Regions from separate parts of the Homo sapiens genome. Here region 1 is linked to region 2. A link is an interaction called in ENCODE POLR2A ChIA-PET data of the cell type or tissue named here. Cell type or tissue: Panc1. All regions are shown on one strand. Links, peaks and the distances in the headings refer to the core of each region. The heading gives the core; the rest is flanking DNA. Region 1 has its middle 21 kb from the start of MIR34AHG. Region 2 holds the start of CA6 (carbonic anhydrase 6).

Evidence for each region. ChIA-PET counts read pairs that join two places held together with the same protein. Peaks named below come from ENCODE experiments on the same cell type or tissue, not always from the same donor. Only the 100,000 strongest peaks of a DNase experiment are listed, where the experiment ranks them.
Region 1: POLR2A ChIA-PET joins it to region 2 with 10 read pairs; 2 of 35 experiments call an interaction of 5 or more read pairs at or near these places.

What each region holds. Positions count from the first base shown.
Region 1 is chr1:9,198,035-9,209,321 of GRCh38, reverse strand. No RefSeq gene overlaps it. Among named protein-coding and RNA genes, the nearest start is that of MIR34AHG, 21 kb to the right of the region's middle. RefSeq lists an enhancer at 10,775-11,287. In Panc1, for the core only: no CTCF peak of the experiment used is centred there; no DNase peak of the experiment used is centred there; H3K4me3 peaks cover 1,517 bases; H3K27me3 peaks cover 375 bases.
Region 2 is chr1:8,935,708-8,946,994 of GRCh38, reverse strand. It overlaps CA6 (carbonic anhydrase 6), which reads right to left and starts at 1,127. Exons shown (of 8, transcript NM_001215.4): 1 at 1,030-1,127. The coding sequence starts at 1,108. In Panc1, for the core only: no CTCF peak of the experiment used is centred there; a DNase peak (open chromatin) is centred at 4,964; H3K27ac peaks cover 620 bases.

The sequences.
Region 1 (11,287 bases), core at 1,963-9,962, 260 kb before region 2:
GCCTGTAATTCCAGCTACTCAGAAGGCCGAGGCACATGTATCACTTGAGCCCAGGAAGCAGAGGTTGCAGTGAGCCGAGATCGCGCCCCGGTCCTCCAGCCTGGGACACAGAGTGAGACTCTGTTTCCAAAAAAAAAAAAAAAGGAAGTCCCCCCAGTGGTGCAGACCATAGGGTTGCCTGGAATTGGTGAACTATTCCACCAGGCACAGATGGAGAAGAAAGGGAACGTATGTCTTCCTTCCTTCATTTACAAATGTTTACGGAGTCCGACTGCATTCTGGGCACTGTCCTAGTGCTGGGACGACGCGGGGAAGAGACAGCCGACTTCTCTGCCTGGGGGACCATTGTGTTCTCATGCAGGGAGGCAAATAATAATAAATTCCTTAAATAATCATAACTAAATATTTAAACAATAATAACAATAATAAAATAATTATTGTGGGGTTTTTTTGTTTGTTTTTGTTTCTTGAGATGGAGTTTTGCTCTTATTGCCCAGGCTGGAGTGCTATGGCACAATCTCGGCTCACTGCAACCTCCGCCTTCCGGGTTCAAGCGATTCTCCCGCCTCAGTTTCCCGAGTAGCTGGGATTACAGGTATGCCCCACCACGCCCAGCTAATTTTGTATTTTTAGTAGAGATGGGGTTTCTCCATGTTGGTCAGGCTGGTCTCAAACTCCCAACTTCAGGTGATCCGCCCCCCTCGGTCTCCCAAAGTGCATTACAGGCATGAGCCACTGTGCCGGGCAATAATTACTGTTATTTTAACAATTATAAGCAATAAAGAATAAACAGGCGGGGCGTGGTGGCTCATGTCTGTAATCCCAGCACTTTTGGAGACCGAGGAGGGTGAATCACTTGAGGTCAGGAGTTCAAGACCAGCCTGGCCAACATGGTGAAACTAAAAATACAAAAAATTAGCCAAGCATGGTGGCATACACCTGTAATCCCAGCTACTCGGGAGGCTGAGGCAGGAGAATCGCTTGAACCCAGAAGGTGGAGGTTGCAGTGAGCCGAGATCGTGCCGCCTCACTCCAGCCTGCGTGACAGAGCAAGACTCCATCTCAAAAAAAGAATAAACAAATAAGTATAATGCCAGGTGCCGACACACATGCTTGGAAGAGAAAAAAGGCTGAGCGAGGGATGGGGTGAGAAGGAGCTGGGGTGCTGTCTTGAAGGAAGGACTCTGATAAGGGGACGTTTGGGGCTAGACCAAGGGATGTGGGCTCCATGTGCAGAGATGTTCATGGCTCATGTCATGACATGACATCCTATGCATGTCAGGGACCCCAGGAAGGCTTCCATGCAATGGAAATATTTTTCATTTGGCTGCAGGATCTGAAAATGCATCCTTCATTCCTTTGTAGTTAGTGTCTTCATTCTTCTGTTAAACAAGACTCCTTTGAGAAGAATCTCCACAGAAGTCAGTTACCCCCCAGCATCTTAGCAAAGACACAGGAACGATCTATGCGGTGCAAGCAAAACTTTAGTTTCATTCAGGGAAAAGGAGAAGCCAGCAAAGACTTCAATCAGCGTGGACTGAATTTGAATCTCTCCCCTGCTCTGCACATAGTAGGCACTCCACAAACGCGTATGAAATGAACAAGTCAGAAAACCCACAGTGTGCATATATAAGCTGGCCCACCTGATATTTGAACATTTATGGGTTTGCTAAATATCCCAAGAGCCAGATTGGGTGGATGGGAGGTTGCCAGCCCATGGCTGAGGATGCAGAAGCAAGAGGAAGAAAGAACACGACTGCTTTGGGTGGAAGGGAGTTTACGAATCATGACCTACGTTTGACTTTGTGATCTTCATAGCCTCACATGGCATTGCTTGGAGCAGAATGAACTCCATGCAGTGCAGTTATCAACATGAGCTATATAAGAGATTCAAGGCAGGGAAAACCTTCATCTTCTATTGATAATGAAAGCCGCCATCTTGTTCCCCTCCCTGTGAACTGTGGTTTTGTGTTGGTGGAGAAGAGGCCAAGCACATTGAGGTCATCAGAGAAGGCTTTACTCATCCGGAAAGAAGAGTCACTATGATGCATGCAACTGTCTCCAGTCCAGATGTTTTACCATCCAGAGGTCAGGGGACTTTTTATGATTTAAGACATGGGGACTCTCCTGAATAGAATGGCGATCTTGAGTTTATCTTGGCCAGCCCTCTTCTCCAGGCAGCACCATTTCCGGCCATTTAGGGGTTCTGCCTCATCCTTAAAAGGGAAAGACGGCCATGCAGTGGCTCATGCCTGGAATCCCAGCGCTTTGGGAGGCTGAGGCGGGCGGATTATCTGAAGTTGGGAGTTTGAGACCAGCCTGACCAACATGGAGAAACCCCATCTCCACTAAAAATACAAAATTAGCCAGCCATGGTGGTGCATGCCTGTAATCCCAGCTACTCAGGAGGCTGAGGCAGGAGAATTGCTTGAACCCGGGAGGCGGAGGTTGCAGTGAGCTGAGATCGCACCATTGCACTCTAGCCTGGGCAACAAGAGCAAAACTCCATCTCAAAAAAAAAAAAAAAAAAAAAAATAGGGAAAGACTGTGCGATTAACTTTAGAGGTAATATTTTAGAACAACTTCCAGACAGAACAGTTTCCCTAGGTTTAACCTAGTTTTCTCCTGCTGTTACTGAAAATAAAAGAGACAGTGGGATTGTTGCATATTAACCCCACAAAAGGGAGCCAAGGAAAAGAATGTAGCTGTATCTGCCTTCCACCCCTGTGTGTGCAAACTTCTCATCGCCACGACTGGAGGTGCAAACAGGAATTAGACTGCATGCATTTTTGAAAATCAAGACCTAAGTTGACAGGGGTATTTGCATGCCAAAGCTGTGAGGACTTAGGGGCTAAGAAGAAATCAAACATATGTTAGAATTAGCTCTTGAAGAAAGGGAAAGGATCATCAAGTTTGACAAAACATGGCTGGGAAAGGGGCGGTCAAAAGCAAAGACCTGCAACCTTGACAGTGTCCAAAAGGCTGCCAGTGTCCTTCAGTTTCTTTTTTCTTTTTGATTTAAAAATGAATGCTCATTTCCATTAATTATTGCCCCAAGAGACATTTTGTTAGTCACTCTGGCCAAGTTAGATGTGCAACAACAAGTTTCCTCCATTCTTTTTCTTTTTTTTTTCCTGGAGATGGGAGTCTCGCAGTGTTGGCCAGGCTGGTCTCTAACTCCTGGCCTCAAGGGATTCTCCCACCTCAGCCTCCCAAAGTGCTGGAATTGCAGGCATGAGCCACCATGCCCGCCATTCCCCATTCTTAGGATGACTTCCTGTGCTGATCCACACGAGTAAGTTTGGTGAGTTTCCCCTGTGTATGCAAAGGCAGTAGAGACCGTCTCTGGTAAAGACAGCAAAGGAGGATGCCCAAAGTTAGATCAGTACAGAGCACTCATCCAAAAATGCCCAATAAATATCAGCAAGAGACACAAATCAGAGACCTGGGTTGGATAGAAAATCAATGGCGTAAAGTGGAGACGGAGAAGAATCTGCAGCCCTGGCATGATTAAGCAGAAGCATGGAGAAGGGCACACATTCTGGAGCCAGATGGCCTAAATCCTGCCACCTACTAGCTATGTGACCCAAACCTCCTTGTGCCTCAGTTTCCTCAACTGTAAAATGGGGGTGATCCTGATAACACCTGCCTTGAGAGGGTTGTATGAGAATCAAATGTCAACACAAATGAAAAAAAAAAAAACTATAAAAGACCAAGCGCGAGGCCTGGTGCAGTGGCTCATGCCTGTAATCCCAGCACTTTGGGAGGCTGAGGCGGGCGGATCACCTGAGGTCGGGAGTTCGAGACCAGCCTGACCAACATGGAGAAACACTGTCTCTACTAAAAATACAAAATTAGCCAGGCGTGGTGGTGCATGCCCATAATCCCAGATACTCGGGAGGCTGAGGCAGGAGAATCACTTGAACCCGAGAGGCAGAGGTTGCAGTGAACGAGATCACGCCATTGCACTCCAGCCTGGGCGACAAGAACGAAACTCCGTCTCCAAAAAAAAAAAAAAAAAAAAGACCAAGCATTCTATAGATGTAGCTATTAACTTCTTATAACCAAAGGAGTCCATATTATAACCCTTCAAAAAATTGAGATGGGTGGGGGCCAGGCGCGGTGGCTCATGCCTGTAATCCCAGAACTTTGGGAGGCCAAGTCGGGTGGATCACGAGGTCAGGAGATTGAGACCATCCTGGCTAACATGGTGAAATCCCGTCTCTACTAAAAATACAAAACAATTAGCCGGGCGTGGTGGCGGGTGCCTGTAGTCCCAGCTACTCGGGAGGCTGAGTCAGGAGAATGGCGTGAACCCTCGATGGGGAGCTTGCCGTGAGCCGAGATCGCGCCACTGCACTCCAGCCTGGGCGACAGAGCAAGACTCCGTCTCAAAAAAAAAGAAAAAAAAATTGAGATGGGGTCGGTGGCCATCACATTTCACTGCTGTTTTCACATGAGACAGTTCTCATATGAAAATTTTTACTGGTTGATGTCGTGGATTGAAAGATGGCCCCAGAAAGAAATGTCCCGCTAGAAGTTGTGAATGTGACTTTATTTGGAAAAAGGGTCTTTGTAGATGTAATTAAGGATCTGGAGATGAGATCATCCTGCAGTAAGATGGGCCCTAAATCCAGTGACAAGTGTCTTTATGGGAAGAAGACACACAGAGGGGAAGACAAACACAGGGACTGGAGTGATGTGTGTACAAGCCAAGGAACACCAAGGATTGCTGGCCACTCCCAGAAGCTGGAGAGAGGCCTGGGACAGATTCTCCCTCTGATCCTCCAGAAGGAACCAACCCTGCGCATACCTTGAGTTTGGACTTTTGGCCTCCAGAACTGTAAGAGAATACATTTCTGTTGTTTTAAGCCACCAAGCTTGTGGTCAGTTGTTACGGCAGCCAGGGAAATGAATGCAGATGACATTCTGGGTTTCAAAATTGGAGGAGACTAAAGAAACGCTTGCTTTGGACTTCAACCCTGTGCCTGTTCTCTGCCTCTGGCTGCAAGAAGACAACTTGGTATTTTTCCCGGTTTCAGAGTTGAAATTCTTTGGCTTTGGTCTGCATATCATCTATCACATCATCTATGGAGAGGAAACTGAGTCACAGAGCAGAGAAGTGATTGTCAAGGTCACGTGAGGAAGCGGTAGAGGCCGACCACTTGCCCAAGAGGGTGCAATGACAGGTACAGTGAGAAAATCATAGGACAAAGAATCTGAAGACCCAAATTCTAATCCAGGCGCTGCATCCCACAGGCTAGGTGACCTTGGGTGACTAAGGCCCAGCCGTTTCTCACCTTTCCATTCTTCCATTCATGAAATGGAAGGACTGGGTTACATGCTCTGTGGGGTGCCTTCCCCACTATGACACCCCATGAGTCTGTGGTCTTCCCCCACCTCAGCCTGGGTGCAGCCAGGAGGAGGAGAAGGAAGACAGCCTGATCGAGGCTGGCCCTCGTCTCTGTCCGCCAGCACAGCGCAGGCTGCACAGCCTCACCTGTGTGCCAAAGTCCTCGAGGGAGGGCGGGTGAGGGCAGCCGCAAAACACTGTGCCCACGTTGGTTGTGGTGCACTGCAGCAGTGTGGCTGTGTCCCAAGCAGGATGCGGGCAGCAGAGCCTCCCCTCTCACTCCGTTTAGAAACAAGTCACACACTCCTGGTCTTACTTCAGTAATGAAATGTACATGGAATTGATGCAATTGGTCTTTCTGAACAGTTTATTTAGAAGGGGAGTTTTAGTCTCCCCGCTCAAACACACACACACACACACACACACACACTTCCTCCTTTATTTTCCTTTCTTGGGCTCTGAGTTTGTGATAAACTCAAAACCTGGAAATACCTACATTCCTGACCACCTTCTACCTCTCAGTATATCTATTCTGCCTAACCCCTTGTGGGTTATATTAGAATGCGCTATCTTAACCATATCTGCATTTAAAGTGCTTCTCTCTCCTGGAATTTTCTCAATTAAATCCCTACCTCAATCTTAAAGACTATTAACTTTCACAGAAGCAGGAACGGGAATTTTAAGAATCACAGACGTGTCAGGACAAAATTGACACTTAGTGGCAATCTTGAACATTTCATGTGCCTGACAATTTTTTAAATGGGGTTTTCTTGAAGGAAAACAAAAATAGAGATTTCCCAAACGGTTGAGAATTTGCCAGTGGATGGAGAGGAATTTTCCTCTTCTCTTCACCCCGGGTCTACCTCTGCCCTTCTTGATAAAGCAACGGTGTCAACTTGTCTGGTGCAAAGCAGACTGTCGGCTCATCACCTCTGCTCCTTCCTGGGCATCAGGCTGCAATTCTCAAACTTTTGAACAAGTCCCGCCTTCTCCAGAATTAAGGATTAAAGACTCTGCAGAGTCTCAATCTTCTGTTTTTGTTTTTGTTTTGTTTTGTTTTTTCAAGAAAAGCATCTTCAGGTGAACAAATCTGGGAGGTGGGGCAAAGCTTTGGACCTAGTTGTGTGAGAGCGTGGGGGAGGGAGGAGGCTCCGCGGAGAGGTGTCTCTATAGGAGTGAGCATCTTGCAGTGTCAGGGGTTTAAATTCAACCGGCGGGGGGCGGGTGCATGGTGGGGGAGACCATCCCTGCCTCCTGCAGCATTGACTCCCGGCACCATTTGGGTGCAGGGACCCAGCTGACACTTCTTATTTCGGGTCCTGCCTCTCCCGAAGCAGTCTGAACTTGCCAGCATCCAGGCAGGACGGCAGCAGCTGAGCAGAGGAGAGAGGTAACTTTCAGGGAGGGGTGTGTTGGTTTCTGGATGCTAGATCAGCTCATTGACACGCTCCTTGGATAGCCAGCAGAAAGATCCCCTTTCCTTTGGGTTTTAAAAAGCTTTCTCCCCTAAGAAGCCGGAGTCCTCTGCCTGCACTTTGCAGAAACTCTGGGCGCTAAGAACTCCATCCAGGTCCTTCCCCGTTGGCTTACCGGCACAGCACTGTGGGGAGAGCTGAGTCAGTTGCTCACAGGAGTAAATTTTTAGGAATAATTTTTTAAATTGCTGTTTGAATTCTTTTTTTTTTTAAAGATTGGGTTTCTTTCTCATGTTGGTTTTATGTTTGCACCTTGTATTTTAATTAAGCTACAAAGAGTATAAGTTTGTGGAGAAGATTTTGGTGGAGGTTTTACGATTAAAAAAAAAAACTACTCCATTGCAGTCCCGCTGCAGTCCCAGAAACCTGGTTTAACTGCAGAGGCTCTCACGGTACAGCCTGCTTCTCCTCTTTACCCTTGCCAGAGTCTGAGCGTCTGGTTCCCACCTGTCTGACTTCTCCAAGCCCCCCATCCCCATCTCCTTGCCCACCTACCCTCTGCGAAGGACCCCGGTAAGTTGGCTGATGTCGGTGACAGTGGGGTTTGAAGGAGAATTTGGACACTGCAGCTTTAAGAATGCCGTACTGCGAAATCTTTCTCCTTCAAGTGACTGCAGACCGCAGCAGCGGCAGAGGCAGCAGCGGCAGAGGCAGCAGCAGAAGGAGTCAGCTGGAGGAGGAGGAGGAGGAGGAGGAGGAGGAGGAGGAGGAAGGAGAGGAGGAGGGAAGGAGGGAAGGAGGGAGGGAAGGGGATGCAGCCCATTCTCAGGTCAGCTTGTTGGGTACCTCGGACCAGGGAGTGCTCAGCCCTGGGCAAATCCAAAGCACAATCAGGACGCTGACTTTGGGCTAGTTTCCCTCTCCCACATGCTGGGGGCGGAGACCCCGTGGACTTACTGATGAGTTGAGGCTTATTCCTTGCCTCAGTCGCGTGCCATCCTGCCGCGTGTGTTTGCGTCTGGTTAGCTGGCTCTCTCAGCCATGTGGAATTGGGCCGGAGAATGCGGGTCTGGTCTCTGTTGTGATCTTTCTCCAGCTTGGCTTGAAACCTGGGAACACTGACGCAGCCTTCATGGTCTTGTTCACTGGGGATGGAGGTTTTCTTCTTCCGGATTTACTGAGATGAGCTCTGGAGGGAAACTCGAATAGAATGATTAGTGGCCGCCGGGGCAGAGGCTGTAGCATTTAAGAAGGGGATGGACTGCTTCTGTGTTGGTAGCAGGTGTTGAATGATGGGAGCATTGGGTGCCAGGCAGAAGAGGAGGGGTCTCCATAAGGGGCTCGTCTAGATGGGACTGCACAAAAGCAGCAGGAAGCACACTTGGGACAGTGGCTCTTTCTGGGGAAGTACATAAGCAGCCTGAGACATGTGAGCTATGGTCTCTGGGACCCAGACTCCTATGCACCCAGCCAAAGGGCCTCCCCAAAGTCATTTGCTGCCTCAGTAGGTGCCGGCTGGAGGAGCTCCCAGGCTGGCACTGCTGAAGTGGCATTCCCTGACACGCAGAGCTCAGATCAGGTCTGCATGGGGGGCGACATTATACAGTGCCAACAGTGGCATCTGCCCAGGTGGTCCTGGGCACTGGAGGGCTGAGCTCCTTGTGATCCCTCCCAAAGCAAAAGGGTATCTTTTTACAAAGAAATTTTAGATCTCACCATAAATCACTCAAAGGATGTGCAGCAAACCTCTCAGATATAAGTTATCCAGGCAAGCCCCTGAAACAGCAGCTGGGCTTTTGGGAACGGCTGAGGCTGGTGGAGCCACATGACCCCTGTGGGTCCCTGCATTGTGTTCTGGTTCTCGCTATAGACAGGAGCCTGAATTGAAAGCTCGTGCTTAGAGAACCTGCCTGTACCGTGGCAGGAAGCTGCTGGCGTTGAAGCTCCCTGGGGCATGCAATGTGCTCATACCAAACACCTCAGTCATTTGGGGAAATTTGGGCTCATAGACAAATGTTTAATGAAGTCTTAGACCAAATCATCGCCTGGACTAGAAAAGCACTCTGCAGGCTGAACACAATTCCCTCCCCCAGAATTAGGAGCGACTTTCTACTGGCTGCTTTCGAAGTGCCCGTTCCCTCCTTGCAGCCCTGTCTCTTGCTCCATTTTAAAATACATTCCCTGTATATTGAAAACCATCTCTCCTTCTGTCCATCAATCTGCAGCAACTTAAATTTTCCAGACTAACGTGCTTGGCCACGAACGATTTTGAGCCCAGCACACCGAAACGAGTCATTGGGGTCCCACGCACTAGGGTCTTTTGAAGTCAGCATGGCAGGATGCTAAGGATGGAGACTCACCTGTGCAGCAGGCTGAACCGTAACCCATCCCAGCCTCTGACTCCCAACCCTGGAAGCTGCGAGGACCAGCTGTTTGTCTCTGGACTTTTTAGTTTGCCCTCATCCATGGGATGGAGGTATCTGTGACCTCTCCACCCGGGAGAGGGAGAGAACAGACCTGGCCTGCCCAGACACACTTTTCTCTTCTGGTGTCTCCCTTCCCAGCCTGGATGACAAACGAGTGTCCTTCCTGCCTGGAATTAGCCAAGGGAGAGGCCTGCTGGTTGAGGGCTGCAGAGCAAATGCCACTGTTGGCCCCCAGCACTCTGTCCCTGCCCACTGGTCTCTGGTTCCCTACGGGGAGGTCAAGGGAGACAGGAACTTCACAAATGGGTCCCGGGGAAGAGCAGATGACTCCAGTGGGGCTTGTGAAAGGAACTACACAGGATGAAATGAACAAGGGATGGCCGCCCTGGCCTCTACGGTCTTCATATGGCCAGAGGCCTCCTTCCCTCAGGCAGGCACTGTCTGGGCCAAAGCCACCACGGGGTGTTTGGGAAGAGGAGGTGCCAGCCGCTGAGGTGACATGAGACCCTCAGGGATGGGCAGGTGATGGAGGGATCTTAGCCTGGGACACCTTCATCTCTCAGGGAGCAGAACAGGGAAGCTGGCTGCTAAGTAGCTAGTAAGACAGGAGCGGACCTCGGACGGTGGGGGTTGCATTTCCCAGGCAGCAAATCCACTGCAGTGAATGAAATGATGCCCACCACACCACCCAGTCACCCCCATGTCAGATCCACTAGCTTTGGGGTTGCCCTTGTCCCTGCCCACGTGTCAAATCCCCACGGCCTTGTCTGTGACCCCACAGTAACATCTAGGGGGTTCCCCGGGCCTGGGTTGGGCTTGAAAGAGAATTCTGTCTTTCCATTCCCCCCAGGCCTCAGAGCAGGGTGCATTACAGCCCATCATCGTGGAGGGGAAAAAATGAGGCTAGAGTTGGTTTCAGAATTAGATGGGGGTGCATGACTAGAGGGTGATACAGAGGGGCGTACGTTTCGGACACCCTGTCCATGTCGTGGGCCAGGCTCTCCGGGACACCTCCCAATGCACCAGTGCTGACTCAGGGGTATTTCTCCGCTTGCTGCGCTCCCACCCTTTGCAACTGCCCCAGCCTTGGCCAGCCCAGCCCTTGCAGCCAGCTTCTCCCGGTCTCCTTGCGCAGGGGCAGTTAGAACCCAAGCTGCAGCAGGCCCTCCCCCGCCCTCCCCGCCCGCCTGCCCGCCTGCCCGCCGCCCGGGCCAAGTCAGCAGTGCTGAGCGCTGCGGGGCTGCAGCAGCAGCCGGCGATGCGGAGACCCTGCACCACTGCTCCGGGCGGCGCTCGCGTCCCGACGGCCACCTCCTGGCGGCTGCGCGCAGCCGGCGCCGAGATCCAGACGGACGCACGGTGCTGATTGGTGCAGTGAGTGAGTCTCCGGCTTTATTTAGACCACCGTTTCTTGACGACTGTACTTCATTGGAGTTGAGGGCTCGGAGCAGCAGGCAGCCTTCCCCGTGGGAAGGATGACAAATGGGGAGTGCTGCTTCTAGGTGCTCGTACCAACTGGCTTCGTGCGTCCTGGGATGGGCGGTGTTCACAGGCGCTTCGGGGCTGAGCGCCCACCAAGTGTGGCGCGCGCTTTTGGGAAACTCCGTGGAAGACCAGGACGGACCCCTGGAGGGTTAGGAAGACTTTGAGACCAGCCAGGGGAAGCCGTGTCCCGGGCCCTGACTGTGGATCTCCTACTCTGAACCACGGACTCCAGTTTGGAAGGCCAGGCTGCCTTTCGGATTGGGGGGTAAGGAAGGGATCCCCAGCTCAGGCAGCCTTTTGGGCTAGGGCAAGGGGACCTCTGGAACCACATTTTTGAATGCTCCCACCCATGATTTCTGGGACAGCTACTGGAGACAAATAGAGGCTCGAAGGTGTCGGGAGAAAGGCTGTGTTCCTGATGTCATGTAGTTGAACTTGGATGTGGAGGAAGTCCAGCTTCCCCTGCAGAGTAAAACCAAGCCAGCGAATGTGGGTGGGGGCCAGCAGCTGCCGACCCTCCTGGGTGATGTGATGGGCTTAGGTGGTAGGAGCCAGGGGCCTGGGGCCAGAGAGGGCAGCCCTAAGGGGGTCTAGACAGCACCTTCTGC
Region 2 (11,287 bases), core at 1,681-9,680:
CCATCTCCACTAAAAATACAAAAGTTAGCCAGGCATGGTGATGAGTGCCTGTAATCCCAGCTACTTGGGAGGCTAAGACATGAGAATCGCTTGAAACCAGGAGGCAGAGGTTGCAGTAAGCCGAGATGGCACCACTGAACTCCAGCCTGGGCAACAGAGCAAGACTCTGTCTCAAAAAAAAAAAAAAAACAAAAAAAAAAACACCTCTCATTTTGGCAGCCCACAGATCAAAGGGAACTGGGTCCTTATGTCAAGATGTTCTGGGTAAACTGCCTACCATGAAATTTCCAAGAAAGAAGGTCTCGCAAACCCCACAGCACCTTCCGTGAGGTTACCGAGAGTCTTTTCTAAGAACTTTGTTTTCCACTTACACGGACCAACAAAGCAAATGGTTTTACAAATAGAAGCAGTGAGTGTGCTTTTGAACCAGCCAACACTGTGGATGGAAAAAAATTTAAAGCAAAAAGCCTGTAAGTAAATCAGGAGTTTGTGAAGGGGAAAGCTATTTCCTTCTTTTCCTTATTTGAAGTTTAAGTTCAGCTTATTCTCCATACCTTCTGAGACACTGAAAAGGTAACATCTGAAGCCACAATGAGCAGACCCCCAACATATGGCAAGTGGGCTGCCTGGCCATCCTGTGAAATGCCCTAAAGGAGGACTCTTGGCCGGGCGCAATGGCTCATGCCTGTAATCCCAGCACTTTGGGAGATGGGCAGATCACCTAAGGTCAGGAGTTCGAGACCAGCCTGGACAACATGGTGAAACCCTGTCTCTACTAAAAATACAAAAATTAGCCAGGCATGGTGGCAGGCACCTGTAATCCCAGGTACTCGGGAGGCTAAGGCAGCAGAATCACTTGAACCCGGGAGGCGGAGGTTGCAGTGAGCCAACATCACACTACTGTACTCAAGCCTGGGCAACAGAGCAAGACTTTGTCTAAAAAAAAAAAAAAGAAGAAGAAGAAGGGCACTTGTCCTGTTGTAAGGGTGTGAGGGTAACTGGGGGAGCATGCAGAAGCTAGGGGCTCACCTGAGTAGGTCCAGTCAGACACATGCTGGGCCTGGCCACCCAGCAGGAACAGGGACAGCAGAAGCACCAGGGCCCTCATGGTGCTGCACATCTGTAATGAAGACTGATTCCGGCGAAGCTCTTCTTTTAAAGGCTCAGAAACTGTAAATAACAATTTACAATTGATCTGCCCAGCTGGCTAAACCACCCTTTGCTGCACCCACTAAAACAATAACACCCTCCCCATAACAGCACTTCTGGCTCCGTGCATTGCGCCAGGCAGCCCCAGCACCTGCCTGATCTCCTCCCACGTCAATTTCATATCCGGTCAGTCCATGGGTTTGGTTGTTCAGTGTCTTAGGAACACCTGAAGAGCCACACAGTGCAGCCATTGTGGACAGGTGACCGCGGAAATGGGAAAAGGCCCAAGGCAGGGAGAAGCAGGATGAAAGACTTTCCTGGACGTCGGACTTCCCATGCTCTTTCTCCTGACATTAGAGATCTGGGGACTGCTGATGGGATCACCACTGCCTGCAAACCCTGCCCATCTCAGTCATGGACACAAGCCACCGCTGCAGACATGTGGCTGCCCTCAGCCAGGCATCCAGGGAGGTGGCCTGGCCTCCATGTTTGGACATTTCACGGTCCTCTCCTTAAACCAGTGGTTGATCCTGGGTCCCAGCTCATGAGCCACATTCCAATGTGTGCCTTTATGCCATTCAAGCTGGTGTGGGCGTCTGCATTTCTACATGGATTTGTTCTGACACCTGCAGGGCTCTTGGGCACACCTAAGCCAATCAGCCAATTGCCCTCGCAGGATCCATGGATTACCTAATCCTGTGTATTCACTTGGCTAGACAGTCCCTGAAATTAGCTGAAGGAGAAACTTTTGAGTTTATGCCTGCTGACAGGCCAGCATTTCCCATGCCCTTCCACAAGGTCAAACACAAAGGGTAGCCGGAGCTCCTGCGGGGGGGCTACCATGCTGCCGGACACAAAGGGCCACCCCTGCCTTGTTATGGGGAGCTGAACCCCCTCCTGGCCTAGCTTAACTCATTGTCCACTTGGTCCTGGAATGGCAAACGTCAGCAGGCCTTCACAACAAGGATGTTAGCGGTGAACGTAGGCCTCCCGAATACTTCTAAGACTCCCCACTGTCATTTAATAGGGAACATCAGCTGCTGCAAAGAACTTGCTGGAAACTTCCATTTCTAAAGCTCAAGAGCTGAAAGAATCTCAGAGAGAGAGCAAAGCATGTTCAAGGACAAGGATTCTGAAACTAGACAGGATCTGTGCCACCTGCTAACTGTGTGACCATGGGCAACTCAGCGCTCTGTGCCTCAGCTTTCCTTCCTTTTCTTTTTTCTCTTTCTTTCTTCCTTTCTCTCTTTCTTTTCTTTCTCTCTTTCTCTCTTTCTTTCTTTTTTGAGACAGGGTCTCTCTCTGTCACCAGGCTGGAGTGCAATGATACGATTTCAGCTCACTTCTCTTGGACTCAAGCAATCCTCCTGCCTCAGCTTCCCAAGTAGCTGGGACCACAGTCGCATGCCACTACGCCCTGCTAATTTTTGTACTTTTTGTAGATACAGGTTTTCACCATGTTGCTTAGGCTGGCCTCAAACTCCTGGACTCAAGCGATTCTCCCGCCTCGTGCTCCCAAAGTGCTGGGATTACAGGCGTGAGCCGCCGCACCTGGCCGCCTCCTTTCTTTAAAAGGAGTTAGTGATAGCACCTCCTTTGTGGGGATTCGGCAATAAATGTGCCTGCAGTAGTTGGAGCAGTGCCTGGTGTGTAGCAAATGGCATTAGCATCTATTCAGACCCCTCATTTTATAGGAAAAGGAAGTGATTTATCATTGCCACCCAGCTGGTTAGTGAGGGAACTGGAGGAAAAATGCTTCAATCTCCAGCTTATGGACCATTTCTTTGCAAAAATGAGAAACCTACTCTTCTGTCCTTGCTAAACCAGTGACGCCCACCTGCTGACTCCCAGCCCTGCGGAAAGGGCCACCTTGTAAATCACAAGGCCCCACCTCTGCTGAGGAGACCAAGACCCTTTACAAGCCCAGGCAGGACCCCTGACATCAAACTGGCAGGAAAACACAAACTCAGTCATCTGAATTTTTTCTTGGGAATCTGAATTGGGAGACCCAGAAAGAATCAGGGAGCTGCAGGCAGGCAGAGACTAAAATGTCAGGCTGTCACGGAAGCCTGGGAGGACTGGATGAGCCCAGGCGAGGGGAACTGGAGCAGGAAGGAGCTCAGAGAAAGCCTGGGCCAAGGGGGAGGGGAAGACTGCCCAAAGAGGGGCCCTGGAGAGTCAGAGAGAGGAGTGCTTGCGGGAGAGCACAGTGAAATGCAGAGGGCCCACCACTCCTGGCAGCTCCCAGCCCCACGGGTCTCACTGCCCTGCGGTGAGCATTTGGGGCTTCCCAGGAGAGCTCTGGGGCGTTCCTTGCCTCACACAGCTCCTTAAAATACAGTGCACATACTGCGTCTGTGAAGCTGTGATGCCAGCAGCCCCTCTGCAGAACTGCTGTGCAGCGTATCCACCCATCACATCTGAAGCTTTGCCCTGGTTTTGCCTTTCGCTCAGGCAAGAGCCTGGACTGGCCAGCAACCTGTTGACCTGGCTGGTGTTGAGAATTGGTGTGAAAGTGAGTAATTAAGGCAATACGGGGGTCAGATCAGATGATGGCCTCTTGGAGAAGCAAGGCCATCTGCCAACGAGGGCATATTTCTAGAGAGAGGGTCCCCTCCCTCCGCTGTACAGCACACTGCCAAGGACATACTGGACCCAGAATCAGGTGTGGTCAGTAGTGTTGCCTATTTTCTGACTCCTTGTCTACTTCAAACCTGAAATTTTCCGTCACCTTTGAACATGAGTCTTCTTCTTGGATTTGGGAGGCACATTGTTTGTTTGGGTTTGCTTTTGTTGGTGGTGGTGGCAGTGGGTTTTTGTTGTTGTTGTTTTTGGTTTTTGGTTTCTTTTTTGAGACAGGGTCTCACTCTGTTGCCCAGGCTGGAGTGCAGTGGTGCAATCATGGCTCACTGCAGCCTCCCAGTGCTCAGGTGATCCTCCCGCCTCAGCACCCCCTTCCGCCTCATCCCCTCCAAGTAGCTGGGACAACAGGTGCGTGCCCTATGTGTGCTCTGTTTTTGTTGCTTTTATTTTTAGTGTGTCTCTCTATGCTATGAGCTTCCTTCTGCCTTCATCCAACCATATCCTTGGCTGATCAAGGTTGTTTTTTTAATTCTAAACTCCTATTTTTCTAGGGTCTATGGTTGGATTGGCTGTCGGAGATGAGTTGACAAGTTTATCATTATTACAACATCAGGTCAAAGGGAGAAAGGAGCCTTTGTTCTTCCTTGCTTCTACCACTGCCCCCCCGACAAGGCCCACTGAGGCAAGGAAAAAGAAGGAGGCAGGGAGGCATGGCCAGCCCAGGTGGGCAAGAAGGCACCATCAGCCCAGGTGAGCAGGGACAGATCATGAACCAAATGACTAGGGAGGCACCGTTAGCCCAGGCTGCACAGGACCAGCATAAAAGAATGAGTCTGGCAGGCCAGGCACGGTGGCTCACACCTGTAATCCCAGCACTTGGGGAGGCCGAGGTGGGTGGATCACCTGATGTCAGGAGTTCAAGACCAGCCTGGGCAACATGGTGAAACCCCGTCTCTACTAAAAATACAAAAATTAGCCAGGCATAGTGGTGCGTGCCTGTAATTCCAGCTACTTGGGAGGCCGAGCCATGAGAATCACTTGAACCCAGGAGGCAGAGGTTGCAGCGAACTGAGATCACGCCACTGCACTCCAGCCTGGGCAACAGAACGAGACTCTGTCTCAAAAACAACAACAAAAACAAACAAAAAACAAACAAAAAAGAAAGAGTCTGCCTACACAAGAATATGCTTATTTGGGTGTAAGTAACACAGAAAGGCTATTGTTCTGTTTCATGCAGGAGTGTGAGCTCATCCTGAAGAATGAGTCACTCTGAACAAGTAAGTTCTAGATGGTTACAGGCTCAATCCTATGTAAGCACCAAGATGTTTAAAACCTCTAAAATGTACGGTACAGTTTTAAAAAGATAAAGCTGAATTTTATTAAACTTTTCTTAATGACTGAGTCCCACTAATATGAACATCAATTATTCTCCTGCATTGTAATATATTGATGTCTGCTGGGCCTATAACATATAACATATATATATAATTCTCCCTGCAAGAAACGACCCCTGGCCAGGCACAGTGGCTCACACCTATAATCCCAGCACTTTGGGAGGCCAAGGGGGATGGATCACCTGAGGTCAGGAGTTCGAGCCCAGCTTGGCCAACATGGTGAAACCCCGTCTCTTCTGAAAATACAAAAGTAGCCAGGCATGGTGGCATGTGCCTGTGATCCCAGCTACTCGGGAGGCTCAAGAGGGAGACTCCATCGTCTCAAAAAAAAAAAGAAAGAAAGGAAAGAAATGACCCCTAACTGTAGTTTTTGGATTTCTTTTACCAGATACTGAGAGAGGAAAGTTAGCTAGCTTAATTGATTACTAAAGCAATGCACGTTTATGCTCAGGGGTATCCATAAGGCTGGGACATAACCAATCAGGACAGAAGCCAGACTTGGTGTGGAGGAAAGTCTGAAAGCTCCCTGCTCTGCCAGGAGTTAACCCTGGATTGGTGGATTGTAGGGAGATTGGGAAGTTCTTGGGAAGGGCTGAGCGGCAGGAGCAGCTGGAGGTACCATTGTGTGTGTATTGATTTTGTTTTTCATTGTTTTTTCATTGTTAGCATTTCTTTCTTTTTTTCTTTTCTTTTTTTTTTTTTTTTTTTTGAGATGAAGCTTCACTCTTGTTGCCCAGGCTGGAGTGCAATGGCGTGATCTCGGCTCACTGCAACCTCCACCACCCGGGTTCAAGTGACTCTCCGGCCTCAGCCTCCCAAGTAGCTGGGATTACAGGCGCCCACCACCATGCCTGGCTAATTTTTGTATTTTTAGTAGAGACGGGGTTTCACCATGTTGGTCAGGCTGGTCTTGAATTCCTGACCTGAGGTGATCCGCCTGCCTTGGCCTCCCAAAGTGCTGAGATTACAGGTGTGAGCCACCGCGCCTGGCCCACTATTAGCATTTCTAACATGGGCTTCCAGCTCTTGCCTCTTAGGGTTGTCTGTCTGTTCTCATCTCCTGGCTTCCTCATCTGTTTGGCAGAAACCAGATGACCACACTTCTTAAAATTACATGTCCAAGAAGAATGGATAGAGCTAAGCCAACAGCCCAGAGACTGTCCTCTACCTAAAATACACACACTCTGAAATGCCTTCGGCATTTTGATGCTAAACTCACAGATTTCTATTTCCTTTCTGACTTTCAGCTATATCCATATAAATGGAGCATTGACAAGTCATTGTGTAAACTAACCCACTCGCAAAATATCCAGCTACAGTCAGGTCCAACTCCACGGGGGGGCCCTTGCTTTCTCTCACTAGCCTCCTGGTGATGAGTTCCCCAGTCTTAGAGAGTATCTCCAGCCTCACACATCCTCCTGGAATTCAGCACCTGTTGGGTAGGGTTGTCTCCCAACAGGCATCTCCTCCTGTGTCTCTATCCTCTTCCCCACTGGGTACCAGTAACCCACATCCAAAAGCAATCAGCCCAAAACCCTAGTGGAAATCCTCTTTTCTATCATTAATTTAGGTATAAGCAAAATAGGAACCAAATACCTAAAAATATTTACAGCTCAGCCTGCCATCATCCTGTGCCCCTTCTCTGTGCAAACTCACCATCCTCCTGCCACGAGAATTGGATGTTCTGTTTGTATCTCTTGCTGGCTCTACCTTCTACTTCTTGTAGAAGTAGAGTTCTGTGTTCTGTGTCTTTTATGTGGCAGAAGCCGGGAAGTCTTCCGTGGGCTTTGCTCAAATGGGAGGGTAAAATTCCCTACTAGGAGTGTTGCATCTGTATATGCCTGGGATTGGCCAGAGTGACTCCATCTTGGTTATTATCCATGAGTCTTGCTTATATCTCTTCAGTGTGCTCCACCCCTAGTAGGCCAGAGTCTTGCTTATATCTCTTCAGTATGCTCCACCCCTAGTTTACATCTGCATGGCAGGTTTGTATGCCTTTCAGCTCCACCCTTCCCTGGTCAATAAGCAGGTCAAATCCACCCTTCCTGATCAAATGCATAATGAGTCGTCACCCTCCCCTCATGCCTAAGGGACCGATTATGCAAGCAGAGGATTGTATTAGTTTCCCACTGCTGTAACAAACTGCCAAAAACTCAGTGCTTAAAACAACACAAGTTCATTATCTTACAGATCTAAAGGTCAGAAATTCAAAACCAGTTTCACTGGGCTAAAGTCAAGGTATGGGCAGGGGTGGCTCCTTCAGAGGCTCTGAGGGGATCATCGGTTCCCTTGCATTTTTCAGCTCCTAGTGGCCACCTGCATTCCTTGGCTCGTGGCTTCTTCCTTGAATCACTCCAATCTCTTGCTTCCTTTGTAGTTTGCTTAGTCCTTAGTGCAGCTAGGTCCGAGTTCTTGCTCTACGACCAAGAAGAATAAGGCACACAGACAGTGGAGAGTGAGTAGAATAGAACAGGATTTATTAAACAAAAGGAAAACTCTCAGCAAAGAGAGGGGTCCTGAAAGCGAGGCAGAAATTTAAAAATAACAATCATAATAATAAGTACTGCACTTATTCACCCCAAGAAAAGTAAAAGCTAAGGCCCAGAATGTGGCAAGGCAAGGTTTCAAAAGAAAAAGAAAAGGACAAGTTTTCCTCTGCTTAGCAAGCTCATTTCAAGGACTGTTAACAACGCTGTCGGAATAGCCAAGGCCAAAGGAATGGGCTCCAGACACTCCCCTGCTTCCAGAGCAAGGTTGAGGGGGAAAAAAGAGAGAAAGACAGATTATTTTACTGTTACTCTTTTCTCAGTCTTCTTAAGCATTATTATGTTTTACAAATGTCTGTATTTAGCCAGCTCTTGTTTTTCTTTCGATGCAGCTGCAAGGCCACCAGCTATGTAAGGTCACAAATTATGTTATGCTATAGATTACGTGACCTGTCACTGTATGATTAACTGCTTTTGTTTTGCTTCTGTAAGGCCACTTATAAAAACCCCACTCTGTCTTTGTTCAATGCTCAGCTTTTTGGATGTGAGTCCACTGAGCCAGTGCATACCGAAAATAAACAATCCTCCTGTTTCTCTCATATTGGTCTCTCCATTCCTCAGTTTATTGCAACAAAAGCAAGTTGCCAGAAACAGGGCTGAGTTCTGTGTCTTTTATGCCGCAGAAGCCAGGAAGTCTTTTGTGGGCTTTGCTCAAATGGGAGGGTAAAATTCCCTCCTAGGAGTGTTGCATCTGTATACGCCTGGGGTTGGCCAGAGTGACTCCATCTTGGTTATTATCCATGAGTGCCTAAACAAAACCCACCAGGGGGCTAAAACCACAATGCTAATGTTATGTTAATGACATTATAATGAGCTGGGTCAAGTGAAGGACATTTAGGTTGATTTATTGCACCTGCGCCTTGGTTGGGACAGTCACTTTTGAGCAACATCCTGGCACAAGGGGAAATTCTTAACCACATTTCTTCCCTTTAGCTGTTCTTCAGTTGTTTCTGTGAACATTGTCCCACTCTGTCCTTCTCCAGAGACCCTCCCTCTCTATCTGCCTAACCAGCTGCTAACTGCCCCCTCCCTCACTTCCTCCTTTGATCTTCTTGACCTCCCTCATATTACGGTCCTTGTGATTACATTTAGGGTCTACCCAGATAATCCAGGATGATGAGATGAGACTTAGTCACATATGCAAGTCCCCTTTGCCGTGTAATGTAACATACACAGGTTCCAGGGGATTAGGATGTGGACATTTTGGGGGGGGTCATTATTCAGCCTACCACAAAGATATTGGGAATTACCAAGATAAATTAAACCATGAGTTGCTGAAAATTGGATTTAGACTTCAGAGAACGGAGTAATAACTCAGCAATGTCATGAAATATACCAGGAATGAAGAGTCATAGAGGAGCCAAATGAACAAGGGCTAGCCTGTCCAAAGAATGTACTATTGCCAGGACATTTTTTCTGAGCTCTTAATGGTCACAGTGATATGACTAGAGTCAGCTGACTAGACTGGAAAAGTCCTGGTAACCTGCAAAACAGTAAAGAGAGAAGCAGGGTCAAACACCCAGTGTGAGCCGGGCTCGCTGGCTCACGCCTGTAATCCTACCACTTTGGGAGTCTGAGGCTGGTGGATCACTTGAGCTCAGGAGTTAAAGACCAGCCTGGGCAACATGGTAAAAACCCATCTCTACAAAAAATACAAAAATTAGCCAGGTGGAGCTGGGCACGGTGGCTCACACCTGTAATCTCAGCACTCTGAGAGGCCGAGGCAGGCAGATCATGAGATCAGGAGTTCGAGACCATCCTGGCCAATATGGTGAAACCCTGTCTCTACTAAAAATACAAAAATTAGCTGGGCCTGGCGGCACATGCCTGTAGTCCCATCTACTCGGGAGGCTGAGGCAGAAGAATCACTTGAACCCAGGAGTGGAGGTTGCAGTAAGCCAACATCATGCCACTGCACTCTAGCCTGGGTAACAGAGCAAGACTCCGTCTCAAAAACAAACAAACAAACAAACAAACAAAACAAGCCAGTTGTGGTCGTTTGCACCTGTAGTCCCAGCTACTTGTGGGGCTGAGGTGGGACAATCGCTTGAGCCCAGGAGGCGGAGGTTGCAGTGAGCTGAGATCACGTGACTGCACTCCAGCCTGGGCACCAGAGTGAGACCCTGTCTCAAAAAAAAAAAAGACCGTGCTCAGACCAGCACTCCTTGAATGTGGCCTCCCTCACCCAAGATACAAGAGTCAACTTTTGGCTGAATCACAGTTTGGCATGAAGAGGGAAGCTCCACATCAGAAATATACAGTCTTGTGGCCGGGCGCAGTGGCTCAGGCCTGTAATCCCAGCACTTTGGGAGGCTGAGGCGGACAAATCACCTGAGGTCAGGAGTTCGAGACTAGCCTGGCCAAAGTGGTGAAACCCCATCTCCACTGAAAATAAAAAAATTAGCCAGGCGCATGTCTGTAATCCCGGCTACTCAGGAGGCTAAGGCAGTAGAATCACTGGAACCTGGGAGGGAGAGGTTGCAGTGAGCCAAGATCACACCACTGCACTCCAGCCTGGGCAACAGAGTGAGACTCCATCTCGAAAAAGAAAAGAAAAGAAAAAAAAAATATGCAGTCTTTTACTTAGTGTCCACACAAACTTCTATCATATTTTTTTCTTCTATTTATTTATTTATTTATTTATTTATTTTTGAGACAGAGCCTCACACTGTCACCAGGGCTGGAGTGCAGTGGCGCGATCTTGGCTCACTGCAACCTCCACCTCCTGGGTTCAAGCGATTCTCCTGCCTCAGCCTCCCAAATAACTGGGATTACAGGCACTCGCCACCACGCCTGGCTAATTTTTTGTATTTTTAGTAGAGACAGGCTTTCACTATGTTTGCGAGGCTGGTCTCGAACTCCTGACCTCGTTATCCACCCGCCTCAGCCTCCCAAAGTGCTGGGATTACAGGTGTGAGCCACTGTACCTGGCCCCATACTTTTTTTTCTTAGAGTCTTACTCTGTCACACAGGCTGGAGTGCAGTGGTATGATCAAAGCTCACTGCAGCCTCAAAATCTCAAGTTCAAGTGATCCTTCTGCCTCAGCCTCCCAAGTAGCTGGAACTACAGGTTTGCACCACCATCCCCAACTAATTTTTAATTTTTTGTAGAAATGGGGTCTCACCATGCTACCCAGTCTGGTTCCAAACTCCTGAGATCAAGTGATCATCCTGCCTTGGTCTCCCAAAGTGCTGGGATTACAGGCATGAGCCACTGCACCCAGCAAACTTTCACATATTGATCTAAAAATAAAAGAGATGTAATAGGGAGAGAGACTCTGTTTCAAAAAAAAAAAAGTCAATATACAAAATACAATTGTATTTCTGCAAAACAGCAACAATTAGAAAATGAAATGTAAAGTTTTTTTGATTTTAAAAATTATACCATTACAAGAACTCTGCATGGTCTTTGTAACTTTTCTGTAAATCTAAAACTATACTAAAATTAAGTTTCTCTTTAAAAACTTCTACCACTTTACAATGTCATCAGAAAATATCAGACACCCATGAATAACTCTAATAAAAGATTATTACTATTTTAGACAGGGTCTCACTCTGTTGCCCAGGCTGGAATACAGTGGCATGATCTCAGCTCACTGTAGCCTCTACTTCCTG